Linked DNA regions of Homo sapiens: region 2 is linked to region 1. A link is an interaction called in ENCODE POLR2A ChIA-PET data of the cell type or tissue named here. Cell type or tissue: HepG2. All regions are shown on one strand. Links, peaks and the distances in the headings refer to the core of each region. The heading gives the core; the rest is flanking DNA. Region 1 overlaps ZSWIM5 (zinc finger SWIM-type containing 5). Region 2 has its middle 34 kb from the start of ZSWIM5.

The links. ChIA-PET counts read pairs that join two places held together with the same protein. Peaks named below come from ENCODE experiments on the same cell type or tissue, not always from the same donor. Only the 100,000 strongest peaks of a DNase experiment are listed, where the experiment ranks them.
Region 2: POLR2A ChIA-PET joins it to region 1 with 7 read pairs; 2 of 35 experiments call an interaction of 5 or more read pairs at or near these places.

Annotation. Positions count from the first base shown.
Region 1 is chr1:45,094,447-45,102,366 of GRCh38, reverse strand. The region is part of intron 1 of ZSWIM5 (zinc finger SWIM-type containing 5); the gene reads left to right. Among named protein-coding and RNA genes, the nearest start is that of UROD, 86 kb to the right of the region's middle. In HepG2, for the core only: no CTCF peak of the experiment used is centred there; a DNase peak (open chromatin) is centred at 4,186.
Region 2 is chr1:45,236,682-45,244,601 of GRCh38, reverse strand. No RefSeq gene overlaps it. Among named protein-coding and RNA genes, the nearest start is that of ZSWIM5, 34 kb to the right of the region's middle. In HepG2, for the core only: no CTCF peak of the experiment used is centred there; no DNase peak of the experiment used is centred there.

The DNA of each region.
Region 1 (7,920 bases), core at 1,843-6,842:
ATGAGAAGGAAATGAGAAGGTCATGCCTGGTATAGGAAACTTCACATGCAAAGGCATAAAGGATAAGAAAATGGAGAAAACAGCATAGTCAAGAATCTGCAAATAGTTTGGTGTGTTTGGAATGTGGGAGAGTGGTATGAAGCAAGTCTGAAGAGATAGAAAGAAATCATATTGTAAGAAGTTTGAACTTTATCTTGTAATCAGTGGAGAACCATTGAATGATTTTAAGCAATTCAGTTCAGCAAACACTTTTATAAATGTTTACTCTATGCCAGACTGTTAGGTAACAGAAATATAAAATACATAGTTCACAGTTTTTTTTTTTTTATTATACTTTAAGTTCTAGGGTACATGTGCACAATGTGCAGGTTTGTTACATAGGTATACATGTGCCATGTTGGTTTGCTGCACTCATTAACTCGTCATTTACATTAGGTATTTCTGCTAATGCTATCCCTTCCCCTGCCCTCCACCCCACGACAGGCCCTGGGATATGATGTTCCCCGCCCTGTGTACAGGTGTTCTCATTGTTCAACTCCCACCTATGAGTGAGAACATGCGGTGTTTGGTTTTCTGTCCTTGTGACAGTTTGCTCAGAATGATGGTTTCTAGCTGTATCCATGTCCCTGCAAAGGACATGAACTCGTCCTTTTTATGGCTGCATAATATTCCGTGGTGTATATGTGTCACATTTTCTTAATCCAGTCTATCACTGATGGATATTTGGGTTGGTTCCAAGTCTTTGCTATTGTGAATAGTGTTGCAGTAAACATACATGTGCATGTGTCTTTATAGTAGCATGATTTATAATCCTTTGGGTATATACTCAGTAGTGGAATCTCTGGGTCAAATGGTATTTCTAGTTCTACATCCTTGAGGAATCGCCACACTGTCTTCCACAATGGTTGAACTAGTTTACACTCCCACCAACAGTGTAAAGCATTCCTATTTCTCCACATCCTCTCCAGCATCTGTTGTTTCCTGACTTTTTAATGATCACCATTCTAACTGGTGTGAGATGGTATCTCATTGTGGTTTTGATTTGCATTTCTCTGATGACCAGTGATGATGAGCATTTTTTCATGTGTCTGTTGGCTGCCTAAATGTCTCCTTTTGAGAAGTGTCTGTGCATATCCTTTGCCCACTTTTTGATGGGGTCGTTTTTTTTCTTGTAAATTTGTTTAAGTTCTTTGTAGATTCCAGATATTAGCCCTTTGTCAGATGAGTAGATTGCAAAAATTTTCTCCCATTCTGTAGGTTGCCTGTTCACTCTGATGGTAGTTTCTTTTGCTGTGCAGAAGCTCTTTAGTTTAATTAGATCCCATTTGTCAATTTTGGCTTTTGTTGCCATTGCTTTTGGTGGTTTAGTCATGAAGTCCATGCCTATGTCCTGAATGGTATTGCCTAGGTTTTCTTCTGTGGTTTTTATGGTTTTAGGTCTAACATTTAAGTCTTTAATCCATCTTGAATTAATTTTTGTATAAGGTATAAGGAAAGGATCCAGTTTCAGCTTTCTACATATGGCTAGCCAGTTTTCCCAGCACCATTTATTAAATAGGGAATCCTTTCCCCATTTCTTGTTTTTGTCAGGTTTGTCAAAGATCAGATGGTTGTAGATGTGTGGTGTTATTTCTGAGGCCTCTGTTCTGTTCCATTGGTCTGTATATCTGTTTTGGTACCAGTACCATATTGTTTTGGTTACTGTAGCCTTGTAGTATAGTTTGAAGTCAGGTAGCATGATGCCTCCAGCTTTGTTCTTTTGGCTTAGGATTGTCTTGGCAATGCAGGCTCTTTTTTGGTTCCATATGAACTTTAAAGTAGTTTTTTCCAATTCTGTGAAGAAAGTCATTGGTAGTTTGATGGGGATGGCATTCAATCTATAAATTACTTTGGGCAGTATGGCCGTTTTCATGATACTGATTCTTCCTATCCACGAGCATGGAATGTTCTTCCATTTGTTTGTGTCCTCTTTTATTTTGTTTGAGCAGTGGTTTGTAGTTCTCCTTGAAGAGGTCCTTCACATCCCTTGTAAGTTGGATTCCTAGGTATTTTATTCTCTTTGAAGCAATTGTGAATGGGAGTTCACTCATGATTTGGCTCTCTGTTTGTCTGTTATTGGTGTATAGGAATGCTTGTGATTTTTGCACATTGATTTTGTATCCTGAGACTTTGCTGACATTGCTTATCAGCTTAAGAAGATTTTGGGCTGAGACAATGGAGTTTTCTAAATATACACCCATGTCATCTGCAAACAGGGACAATTTGATTTCCTCTTTTCCTAATTGGATACCCTTTATTTCTTTCTCTTGCCTGATTGCCCTGGCCAGAACTTCCAATACTATGTTGAATAGGAGTTGTGAGAGAGGGCATCCCTGTCTTGTGCCAGTTTTCAAAGGGAATGCTTCCAGTTTTTGCCCATTCAGTATGATATTGGCTGTGGGTTTGTCATAAATTGCTCTTATTATTTTGAGATACGTTACATCAATACCTAATTTATTGAGAGTTTTTAGCATGAAGGCTGTTGAATTTTGTTGAAGGCCTTTTCTGCATCTATTGAGATAAACATGTGGGTTTTGTTGTTGGTTCTGTTTGTGTGACGGATTATGTTTATTGATTTGCGTGTGTTGAACCAGCCTTGCATCCCAGGGATGAAGCCGACTTGATCATGGTAGATAAGCTTTTTGATGTGCTGCTGGATTCGGTTTGCCAGTATTTTATTGAGGATTTTCACATTGATGATCATCAGGGATATTGGTCTAAAATTCTCTTTTTTTGTGTGTCTCTGCCAGGCTTTGGTATCAGGATGATGCTGGCCTCATAAAATGAGTTAGGGAGGATTCCCTGTTTTTCTCTTGATTGGAATAGTTTCAGAAGGAATGGTACCAGCTCCTCTTTGTACCTCTGGTAGAGTTCGGCTGTGAATCCATCTGGTCCTGGACTTTTTTTGGTTGGTAGGATATTAATTATTGCCTCAATTTCAGAGCCTGTTATTGGTCTATTCAGAGATTCAATTTCTTCCTGGTTTAGTCTTGGGAAGGTGTATGTGTCCAGGAATTTATCCATTTCTTCTAGATTTTCTAGTTTATTTTTGTAGAGGTGTTTATAGTATTCTCTGATGGTAGTTTGTATTTCTGTGGGATTGGTGGTAATATCCCTTTTATCATTCTTTATTGTGTCTATTTGATTCTTCTCTCTTTTCTTCTTTACTAGTCTTGCTAGCGGTCTATCAATTTTGTTGATCTTTTCAAAAAACCAGCTGCTGGATTCATTGGTTTTTTGAAGGGTTTTTTGTGTCACTGTCTCCTTCAGTTCTGCTCTGATCTTAGTTATTTCTTGCCTTCTGCTAGCTTTTGAATGTGTTTGCTCTTGCTTCTCTAGTTCTTTTAATTGTGATGTTAAGGTGTCTATTTTAGATCTTCACCGCTTTCTCTTGTGGGCATTTAGTGCTATAAATTTCCTTCTACACACTGCTTTAAATGTGTCCCAGAGATTCTCGTATGGTGTGTCTTTTTTCTCATTGGTTTCAAAGAACATCTTTATTTCTGCCTTCATTTAGTTATGTACCCAGTAGTCATTCAGGAGCAGGTTGTTCAGTTTCCATGTAGTTGTGCGGTTTTGAGTGAGTTTCTTAATCCTGAGTTCTAATTTGATTGCACTGTGGTCTGAGAGGCAGTTTGTTGTGATTTCTGTTCTTTTACATTTGCTGAGGAGTGCTTTACTTCCAGCTATGTGGTCAATTTTGGAATAAGTGCGATGTGGTGCTGAGAAGAATGTATATTCTGTTGATTTGGGGTGGAGAGTTCTGTAGATGTCTATTAGGTCTGCTTGGTGCGGAGCTGAGTTCACAGTTTTATAGGAATGACATGATATTATTTCCCCATTGGAAAGACCTTCTGCTCATGTTTATGGAAGATGAGTAGAGGGAATAAGACTTAAAGGCAGGAAGATTAGTTAACCCAGGCAAGAGATTATTATGATCTCAAATTGAGGTGGTGTTAGGGGAGTTAAAGTGGAGGAACTAGAATGGAAAAATATTTAGGAGGCAGAATCCACAGGATTTAGTGACCTTTTGTATATGAATCAGAAGGAGAAGCCAAGGATAAACCCCAGAGCAGTGGCTCCTGCCTGACTCTACAGCTCCATCACTTGTCACTTTCCCGCTTCCTGTTGGCTTTCCAGTCACTGGTCTTCTTTCTCTTCTTTGAACATTCCATGATCCTCTATGACTCAGCACTTCTGCATATGTGTCTCTGTCTCTTTTTGTCTGTCTGTCTGTCTCTCTCTTGCCTGGAGTCTTCTTTACCACTACTCTGCCATTCTCCATCCTTTCACCTAATTAATTCCTACTTATTCTACAGAATTCTGGACAAAATATTATTTCCTCAAAAACTCATCCCTTACCACTTCTGTCCCTGAATCAGTTCAGGTCCCCCGCTATTATATACTACCCTATCATTTTATACTACTTCTTTATAGTACTTAACACAATTAGAACTCAATAGCCGGGTGTGGTGGTGGGGACCTATAATCCCAGCTACTCAGGAGACTGAGGCAGGAGAATTGCTTGAACCTGGGAGGCAGAGGTTGCAGTGAGCTGAGATCGCACCACTGCACTCCAGCCTGGGTGACAGAGTGAGACCTTGTCTCAAAAACAAAAAAAAAGAAGCACATTGAGTTGAAAGAAATGCTATAAATTTATTTTTCCTAGTTTTTAAAGCCCAACATTGTTTCAGAATGTGAAATTATGATCATTTTATAATAATTTCTGTTACCACGACTATAATCATGCAATAAGATTAGGGCAAATCACGTAACTTCTTTGAACCTTGTTCCTCATCTGTGAAATGATTATGTCTCAGGTCCTTTACTACTTCATTTTGAGTAAAATCTCACTCATATAAACTAGAATATAAGCTCCATACCCATAAATGTTAAGGCTTTTTCACTTACTATGATTCATTTCAACAGTTGGGGCACCAAGTAGTTTTATATAGAGGTGATATTTGAGCTAAGCCATGAAGAACATAGAATTTCCTTATTTGGAGAGGGGAAATTTGTATATATCTGTCTGTCACACATGTCCAAACAGAAAAATGGTCTTTAGTCCTTTTCTGTTTAATCCAAGGTGGAGTCTAGCCCATGCTCGGGATTCCCCAGCCTTAATGCTGGGAAAGAAAACTGTTAAGTGAACAATTTCAGTCAATTCCCGTGTCCTCAGTTTAGAAGGCAGGAGAATCAGAACTCTTTTAAACCATGGATTTTTAAGTTTCTTACTGATCTTGTGGTTCCCAGAGCTCTTGCTGCACATTTAAGCATGTCTAGCTCTTGCAAGGACCACCTGCAAAGTACTTGGTTGTTAGGAGCCTGTGAGGCCATTTTGATACATTTTTAAATCTTTCCTAAGTCGCACTTGGAGCACGTTGAAGGCAAAGAAAGCATGGCTCATTTATAGGATGACATGATGGTGGGGGTTCTTATAATAGCAGGTGTTTATAGAAGGCCAGTGATTTTTCTGGAAGCAGAGATGTCACAGCCAGTGTGATATGTAATGGAGAAGCAGCTGCGGTACAATTTTATTCTTACAGTTCTAAACAATCTACAGGTCAGGTAGGGAAGCTGTCTAAGCCATAGAACGGCATGAAGCATCTCTTCTTCTCAGGGCAAGGCTTTGCTTTGTGATCCGAGGGGCAAGGGGTGGGTAAATGCACTGGTTGTAAAACTAAACAGGAACTCCTTGAAAATGTTTGGTGCTTTATGCAGGGCCTGCTCAGTGTTAAAGCACTTGAGGGCTGTGTGTGTGTGTGTGTGTGTGCGTGTGTGTGTGTGTGTGTTGATAGGGCCACAAGGCAAGCAGCTGCCTGATTGTCCATTTTCTTTAAAAACATACACACATGCACACACACGCACACACACACACACACACACACACACAAACAGTTATCTACCAGGTCCACCATCTCTGACTGCTTTGCATCAAAAAATGGACTGTAGGAAGGAACAAAATAGCGATGTTTTACCTTTATGGCCCACTGGAGTCACTAGTAAAGCAGGTAGGGGTGTGTGTGTGTATGTGTGCGTGCGTGTGTGTGTTTTAACTGTGGTACACTACCAAGTCTAACATTATATATTGCTTCTCTTTATACCTGCCTATTGCTCCCCACAATTTATCTATATCCTAATCACTTGAAGACCTATAACTAATAAAATAGACTGTTTTAAAAGCCTATATAGTTCTTGGGCACTTGAATATTTGATAAGTAGAATAACTTCACAATGTATGTATTTTGTTTTTGTATTTTAGGAAAATGTGAATGAAGGAGTATCACAAAGATGATATTTGGGAAAACGTCTTTTATAAAGTAGTTGTTTTTCCCATGAGTTTCTAAGCAATTTTTGTGGTGGTTGTTTCTGTTACTGTTTTTGTTAAGAGCCTACCAGGTTCCAGGCACTGACCTAACCACTTTATGTGTTTTTTTTCTTTATTTTACAGATAAATGTGTTAAGAATCAAAGAAAGACAGTCAAAACTTTAAATAAAAAATAAATTCACGCCTGATGAAATAATAAGTCAAGGCAACAATCATCAATGACTGTTAAAACCATTAGGTGAAAAGCTGACAAGGAACTTTGTAAGGGAGAGATCAGGTCAAAAACACCAAAACCCACTGGTCATTCCTCAACAGCATGAAAAGAAAGACAATCAGGCGTTATATGTCTCCTGATGTGATGCAATAGAAAGTATGCAACACAGCCTGTGAAGTAATTTCAGCAAAAAACCCAAATCTCATCAAGTCTCTAGAACTCACATTATTTTTCAATATTAGGATGTTGGGGAAGAAGGGAACTTGTAGTTTAAGAGACATAACAACAAAATTAAATGTCTGCACCTTGTTTGCATCTTGATTTGAACAAACATCCTGTTAAAGAAAAATAAAAATAAAGAGCCAGGCACAGTGGTTCATGCCTATAATCCCAGGACTTTGGGAGGCTGAGGCAGGAGGATCAGTTGAGGCCAGGAGTTCAAGACCAGCCTGGACAACACATTGAGACCCCATCTCTACAAAAAATAAAAAAAAATTAGAGATGGTAGCACATGCCTGTAGTTCCAACTTTTCAGGAGGCTGAGGTGGGAGGTTCACTTGAGCCCAGGAGGTTGAGGCTGCAGTAAGCCATGATCACACCACTGCACTCCAGCTTGGGCAACAGAGAGAGACCCTGTCTCAAAAAAAAAAAAAAGTTAATTATGGAAATCTGAACACTGAATATTTGATATTAAGGAATTACAAATTTTAGTTCTTACCTTTTAGAGATTCATACAGAGGTGTTTACCAATGAAATGATATTTGTGGGATTTGCTTTCAAAGTAATCTATGGAGGAGGTAGGAAAGGAGTTGGTAAACGGTAGGTTAAAGAAATTTGTCTTTGTGTTGATAATTGTTGAAGTTAAGTGATGCATACATGGGGACTCAACATACTGCTGTCTCTGTCTTTTGTTTTTTTTTTTTTTGCTTGCCTTGTTCTGGAGTACAGTGATATGATCTTGGCTCACTGTAACCTCGATCTCCCAGGCTCCAGTGATCTTCCCACCTCAACCCCCCAAGTATCTGGGACTGTGGCTATGGGACTATAGGCGTGCACCACCACGCCTGGCTAATTTTTTGTACTTTTCATGGAGGCAGGGTTTCGCCATGTTGCCAGGCTGGTCTTGAACTCCTGAGCTCAAGTGATCCACCTGCCTCAGCCTCCTAAAGTGCTGGGATTACAGGCATGAGCCGCCAAGCCTGGCCCTGTCTCTGTACTTTTTTGTTTGATAGCCAGGCTGGCCTTGAACTCCTGGGCTCAAGCAGTCCTCCCACCTTGGGCTCCCAAAGTGCTGGGATTACAGGCATGAGCCACCACACCCAGCCAGTAAGGATTTTTA
Region 2 (7,920 bases), core at 1,322-6,321, 140 kb before region 1:
AACTTTTTTAGATTCCACATATGAGTGAAAACATGCAATATTTATCTTTCTGTGTCTGGCTTATTTCATTTAACATAATGACTCCAAGTTCCATCCATGTTGCTAAAAATAACATGATTTTATTCTTTTTAAGGCTAAATAGTATTCCATTGTGGATAATACTACATTTTCTTTATCCATTCATCCATTGATGGACACTTAGGTTGATCCCATATTTTTGCTATCGTGGATAGTGCTGCAGTGAACATGGGAGCTCAGGTATCCCTTTGATATACTGATTTCTTTTCCTTTGGATAAATACTCATTAGTGTGATTTCTGAATCATATGGTAGTTCTATTTTTAGGGTTTTGGTTTTTGTTGTTGTTGTTGTTGTTGTTTTTTAAGAGATAGAATCTCGCTCTGTTATCCAGGCTGGAATGCAGTGGCACAATCATGGCTCATTGTAATGTCAAACTCTGGGCTCAAGCCATCCTCCTGCCGCAGCCTCCTGAGTCACTGGGATTACAGATGTGAGCCACCATTCCCAGTCCTGTTTTTAGTTTTTTGAGAAATCTTCATACTGTTTTCCATAATGGCTGTACTGTTTTACATTTCCATCAACAGTGTATAAGAGTTCCCTTTTCTCTGTATCCTTGACAGCATCTGTTATTTTTTCTTTTTAATAATAACCATTCTAAGTGGGGTAAGATGATATCTCACTGTGGTTTTGATTTGCATTTCCCTGATGATTAGCAATGTTGAGCATTTTTTCATATGCCTGTTGGTCATTTTATGTTTTCTTTTAAGAAATGTCTGTTTAGATCCTTTGCTCACTTTTTAATGGGATTATTTGTTTTTTGCTGTTGAGTTGTTTCAATTCCTTGTATATTCTAGATATTAGTCCCTTAGCAAACGAATAGTTTGCAGATATATTTCTCCCATTCAACAAGTTGTCTCTTCACTCTGTTGATTGTTTCCTTTGCTGTACAGAAGCTTTTTAGTTCAATATAGTCCTATTTGTCTATTTCTGTTCTTATTATCTGTACTTCTGAGGTCTTAGCTATAAAATCTTTGTCTAAACCAACATTCTGAAGTGTTTCTCCTATATTTTATTCTAGTAGTTTTCTAGTTTCAGGTCTCTGTTTAAGCCTTTAATCCATTTTGAGTTGATTTTTGTATATGGTAAGACAGAGGGGTCCAGTTTCATTTTTCCCAGCACCATTTATTGAAAAGGGTGTCCTTTTCCCCAATGTATATTCTTGGCACCTTTTCAAAAATCAATTGGCTGCAAACATATGCATTTATTTCTGGGTTCTCTATTCTGTTTCATTTGTCTATATGTCTGCTTTTTTGTTTTGTTTTGTTTTGTTTTGTTTTGTTTTTAACAAGGTCTTGCGCTATTGCACAGGCTGGAGAGCAGTGGCATGATCTTGGATCACTGCAACCTCTGCCTCCCAAGCTCAAGTCATCCTCCCACCTCAGCCTCCCAAACAGCTGGGACTACAGGTACTAAACACTAAGTCTGGCTAATTTTTGTATTATTTGTAGAGACAGGATTTTGCCACATTGCCCAGGCTGGTCTTGAACTCCTGAGCTCAAGCGATCTACCCACCTCAGCCTCCCAGAGTGCTGGGATTATAGGCATGAGTATATGTCTGTTTTTATACCAATGCCATGCTGTTTTGGTTACTATAACCTTGTAATATATTTTGAAGTCAGATAGCATGGTGCCTCCAGTTTTGTTCTTTTTGCTCAGGATTGGTTTGGCTATTTGGGCTCTTTTTTGGTTCCATATGAATTTTGTGCCCAGAGATTTTGTTAACACTGTCCAAACACTACAGAATAAATAAATTCAACTAACAGAAGTAACCTTAGGAATGCAGAAAATATAAAACCTTACAATTTTAACTCCTCACCTTGTATGTGGACATTAGCCAAGGGCCTTTTGTTGTTGATATGGTTTGGCTGTGTCCCTACCCAAATCTCATCTTGAATTGTAACTCCCACAATTCCCACATGTCATGGGAGGAACCTGGTGGGAGGTGATTGAATTATGGGGGCGGGTCTTTCCTGTGCTGTTCTCATGATAGTGAATGAGTCTCATGAGATCTGATGGTTTTAAAAATGGGGGTTTCCCTGCAAAAGTTTTCTCTCTTGCCACTGCCATGTAAGAAGTGCCTTTTGTCTTCTGCCATGATTGTGAGGCCTCCCTAGCCATGTGGAACTATAAGTCCATTAAACTTCTTTCTTTTGTAAATTGCCCAGTCTCAGGTATGTCTTTGTCAGCAGCATGAAAATGGACTAATACACTACTTTGGTACCAGTAGAGTGGGGCATTGCTGACAAGATACCCAAAGATGTGGAAGCAACTTTGGAACTAGGTAACAGGCAGAGGGTGGAACAGTTTGGAGGGCTCAAAAGGTGACAGTAAAATGTGGGAAGGTTTGGAACTTCCTACAGACTTGTTGAATGGCTTTGACAAAAATGCTGATAGTGATATGAGCAGTAAGGTTCAGGCTGAGGTGGTCTCGGATGGAGATGAGGAACTCACTGGAAACTGGAGCAGAGATGACTTTTATGTTTTAGCAAAGAGATTGGCAGCATTTTGCCCCTGCCCTAGAGATTTATGGAACTTTGAACTTGAGAGCGATGATTTAGGGTATCTGGAGGAAGAAATTTCTAAGTAGCAAAGCATTCAAGAGATGACTTGGGTGCTGTGAAAGGCATTGAGTTTTAGAAGGGAAGCAGAGCATAAAAGTTTGGGAAATTTGCAGCCTGACACTAAGATAAAAAAGAAAATCCCATTTTCTGAGGAGAAATTCAAGCAGCTGCAGAAATTTGCATAAGTAATGAGGAGCCAAACGTTAATCCCCAAGACAATGTAGAAAATGTCTCCAGGGCATGTCAGAGATAGTTACAATAGCCCCTCCCATCACAGGCCAGGAGGCCTAGGAGGAAAAAAAATGGTTTTGTCGGTTGGGCCCTTGGTCCCTGTGCTGTGTGCAGTCTAGGGACTTGGTGCCCTGTGTCCCAGCTGCTCCAGCCATGACTAAAAAGGGCCAAGGTACAGATCAGGCTGTGGCTTCAGAGGGTCTAAGCCTCAATCTTTTGAGCCTGCAAGTGCACAGAATTCAAGAATTGAGGTTTGGGAACCTCCACCTAGGTTTCAGAGGATGTATGGAAACACCTGGATGTCCAGGCAGAAGTTTGCTGCAGGGGTGGGGCTCTCATGGAGAACCTCTACTAAGGCAGTACAGAAGGGAAATGTGGGGTTGGAGCCCCCACACAGAATCTCTACTGGGGCACTGCCTAATGGAGCTGTGAGAAGAGGGCCACCATCTTCCAGACCCCAGAAAGATAGATCCGCTGACACTTGTGCCATGCACCTGGAAAAGCCACAGATACTCAATGCCAGCCCATGAAAGCAGCTGGGAGGGAGGCTATACCCTGCAAAGCCACAGGGGTGAAGCTGCCCAAGACCATGGGAACCCACCTCTTGCATCAACATGACCTGGATGAGAGACATGAAGTCAAGGAGATCATTTTGGAGCTTTAAGACTTGACTAGGCTGGGTGCAATGGCTCATGCCTGTAATCCCAGCACTTTGGGAGGCTGAGGCAGGTGGATCACCTGAGGTTAGGAGTTCAAGAACAGCCTGGCCAACACGGTGAAACCAAGTCTCTACTAAAAATACAAGAAATTAACTGAGCATGGTGGCAGACACCTGTAATCCCAGCTACTTGGGAGGCTGAGGCGTGAGAATAATTTGAACCCTGGAGGCAGAGGTTACAGTGAGCTGAGATGGCACTACTGCACTCTAGCCTGGGTGACAGAGTGAGACTCTGTCTCAAAAAAAAAAAAAAAAAAAAGAACTGACTGCCCTGCTGGATTCTGGACTTGCATGGGGCCTGTGGCCCTTTTATTTTGGCCAATTTCTCCCATTTGGAATGGCTGTATTTACCTAATGCCTGAACCCCTATTGTATCTAGGAAGTAACTAACTTGCTTTTGATTTTGGCTGATAGGCAGAAGGGACTTGCCTTGTCTCAGGTGAGACATTGGACTGTGGACTTTTGAATTAATGCTGAAATGAGTTAAGACTTTGGCGGATTGTTGGGAAATCTCATGAGGACATGAGATTTGGGAGGGGCCATGGGCAGAATGATATGGTTTGGTTGTGTCTTCACCCAAATCTCATCTTGAGTTGTAACTCCCACAATTCCCACATGTTGTGAGAGGAACCTGGTGGCAGGTGATTGAATTATTATTCCTGTGCTGTTCTAATGATAGTGAATGAGTCTCATGAGATCTGATGGTTTTAAAAATGGGAGTTTCCCTGCACAAGTTCTTTCTCTTGCTGCCGCCATGTAAGAAGTGCCTTTCACCTTCTGCCATGATTATAAGGCCTAGTCACATGGAACTGTAAGTCCATTAAACCTCTTTCTTTCTTAAATTGCCCAGTCTCGGATATGTCTTTATCAGCAGTATGAAAACGGATTAATACAGGTGTGCTGAGAAACAGAACCATTCTATTCCCTGTAAGGGCTGTGTCCCGTGCATTTCATGGCTATCACACTGGGCACTTGGAGGTTACAGTTTTGAGCTTCACCCAATCTGGTTTGATTCCAGCACCAAAGCTTTATCATGTCTCAGTGAATCAATATTTCTATTAATATTTATGTTTAAAATTCTTAAATATTTAGGCCCTATAAGGAAACCACACAGCAAAAATCTGCACTCTGTTTGAACTAAAACCTGACTAAAATAGTGAAGAGTTTTAGTGAGTCATGAAACTTGAAGAGATCTGAAAAAGTGGCATTTCTCCTGGCCTATTTACAGGAGTTTCATGTTTTTAACAACATAATTGCATTGTTCAGCTCATGCCTCCTCCCCACCATAGCACCCAGATTTCCCCTCTCAAAACAGCATTTAAGAACACTTTGCATTTTATTGTGGTATTTTTTTTTTTTTGTAGAAGTGGGGTTTCACCATGTTGCCCAGGCAGGTCTCGAACTCCTGGGCTCAAGCAATCCACCTGCCTCAGTCTCCCAAAGTGCTGGGATTACAGGTGTGAGCCACTGCATCTGGCCCTGCAGTTATTTTTAAGGTAAAATTTACATATACTTAAATACAAAAAAGTTAACTGTATAATTCTGACAAATAGATATACGTCTATAACCCATACCTTCAAGATACAGAAAGCTCTATTGTGTCCTTTCCCCATCACTCCTTTCCCCTGACCCCCAGAGAGAACCACTGTTCTGATTATTTTCACTTTAGATTGGTTTTCCTTTTCTAGAAATTCATATAAATGGAATCACACATTATGTACTCTTGTACATAGTCTCTTTTGCTTAGCAATGTCTGTGAGGTTTTTCCATGTTGGTACATATATCAGTAACTTGTTTCTTTATATTTCTTAGTACTATTCAATTGTAAGACTATGCCACAATTTGTTTATCCATTCGACTGCTGAAGAATGTTTGGGTTGTTGGCTGTTTTATGCTATTGTGAATAAAGCTGCTACAAACATTCTGTACAATTCTTTTTGTGGATATTTGTTTTTATTTCTCTTGGCTGAATACCTAGGAGTGAAATTACTTGAGTAAATACCCCGGAGTGAAATATAATGCTACATGTTTATGTTTGATTTTACCAAATATTTTTCCAAAGTGGTTGTTTCATTTTACATTCTTACCAGCAACATATGAGAGTTCTCTTTGATCCACATCCTTTCCAACATTTGGTGATACCAGTTGTTTTTTTTTTTTTGAGACAGAGTTTTGCTCTTGTTGCCCAGAGTGCAATGGTGTGATCTCGGCTCACTGCAACCTCCGCATCCTGGGTTCAAGCAATTCTCCTGTCTCAGCCTCCTGAGTAGCTGGGATTACAGGCATGTGCCACCACACCCAGCTGATTTTATATTTTTAGTAGAGATGGGCTTTCTCCATGTTGGTCAGGCTGGTCTTGAACTCCCGACCTCAGGTGATCCCCCCTGCATTGGCCTCCCAAAGTGCTGGGATTACAGGCGTGAGCCACCGCACCTGGCCAGGGTGATGTGATGCCAGTTTTTAAAAATTATAGCCGTTCTAGTAGGTGTGTAGTGGTTTAAATTTGCATTTTACTGGTGAGTAATGAGGTTGAGCACTTTTTCTTGTTCATATTGGCCTTTCATATATCTTGCTTTGTGAAGTGTCTGTTCAAATATTTTGCCTATTTATTAATATTAATTTTAGTAATTCTTTGTATATTTTGAATACAAGTCCCTTGTCAAATATATGTTTTGTGGATATATTCTTCCAGTTTGTGGTTTTGCCTATTATTTTCTTTTTGTTGTTGTTTTCATTTTGTTTTTGTTTTTCGGAGACAGGGTCTCACTCTGTCATCCAGGCTGGAGTGAAATGGCACAATCATAGCTCACTGCAGCCTCAACCTCCCAGGCTCAAGTGATCCTTCTGCCTTAGTCTCCTAAGTAGCTGGAACTACAGGCACATGCCACAATGCCTGGTTAATTTTTAAAAATGTTTGTAGAGACAGGGTCTTGCTTTGTTGCCCAGGCTGATCTTGAAGTCCTGGACTCAAGTGATCCTCCCATCCTGGCCTCCCAAAATGCTGGGATTACAGGCATGAACCATTGTACCTGGCCTCCTATTATTTTCTTAATGATATTTTTTGATGAATAGAAGTTTTAATTTTGATGAAGTCTAACTTATTACTTTAAAAATTATTATTGCTTTCCATGTCATATTTAAGAAAATTTGTCTACTCCCAAGCCTCCTTTCTCCCCCACCAAAGGCTTTAGTTTTAGGTTTTACATTTAGGTGTCATGAATTAATTTTTGTATATGGTGTGAGGTAGGAGTTGAGGATCATTTTTTTATGGATATTCATCTATTCTAGCACTATTTGTTAAAAGGCTTTCCCTTTTCTGTTAGATTGCTTTGATTTTCTGTTAGCTTGTCCTTGTGTTGCTATAAATAAATATCTGAGGCTGGGTAGTTTATAAAGAAAAGAGGATTAATTGGCTTACAGTTCTGCTAGAGCCTGCAGAACTTTATAAATTATCCAATCCCAGATATTTATTTATAGCAACACATGTTCAAGCATGACTCCAGCATCTGCTCCTGGCGAGGGCCTCAGAAAGCTTATAAACATGGTGGAAGGCAAAGGGGGAGAAAGCTTGTCACATGGTGAGAGTTGGAGCAAAAGACAGAGTGGGGAGGTGCCACAGGCTTTCAAACAACCAGCTCTTGCCTGAACTAACTGAGTGAGAACTCTCATCACCAAGGGGATGGTGCTAAGCTGTTCAGGAGGGATCTGCCTCCATGATACAAAGACCTCCCCCCGGGTCCCACCTCCAACACTGGAAATCACATTTCAACATGAGATTTGGAGGGGACAAATATCCAAACCATATCATTCCACCTCTGGCCCTCCAAATCTCCTGTCCTTCTCACATTGTAAAATACAATCAACTTTTCCCAACAGTCCCCCAAAGTCTTAACTCATTCCAACATCAAGTCCAAAGTCCTAAGTCTCACTTGAGACTCATCTCCTTCCATCTATAATCCTATGAAATTAAACAAGTTATTTATTTCCAAGATACAATGGTGGTATAGTCATTGGGTGAGCATTCCTATTCCTAAAGGGAAATAAGCCAAAAGAAAGGGAGAAACAGGCACCACAGAAGTCCTAAACCCAGCAGGGCAGTTATTAAAACTTAAAGCTCCAAAGTAATCTCCTTTGACTCCATGTTCTGTATTTAGGGCGCACTGGTGCAAGAGGTGGGCTCCCAAGCCTTGGGCAGCTCCACCCCTGTGGTTTTGCAGGATGCAGCCTCTGTGGCTGCTCTCACAGGCTGGAGTTGAGTGCCTGCAGCTTTCCCATACTGAGGTTGCAAGCTTGCTGGTGCTCTACCATTCTTGGGTCTAGAGGGCATGGC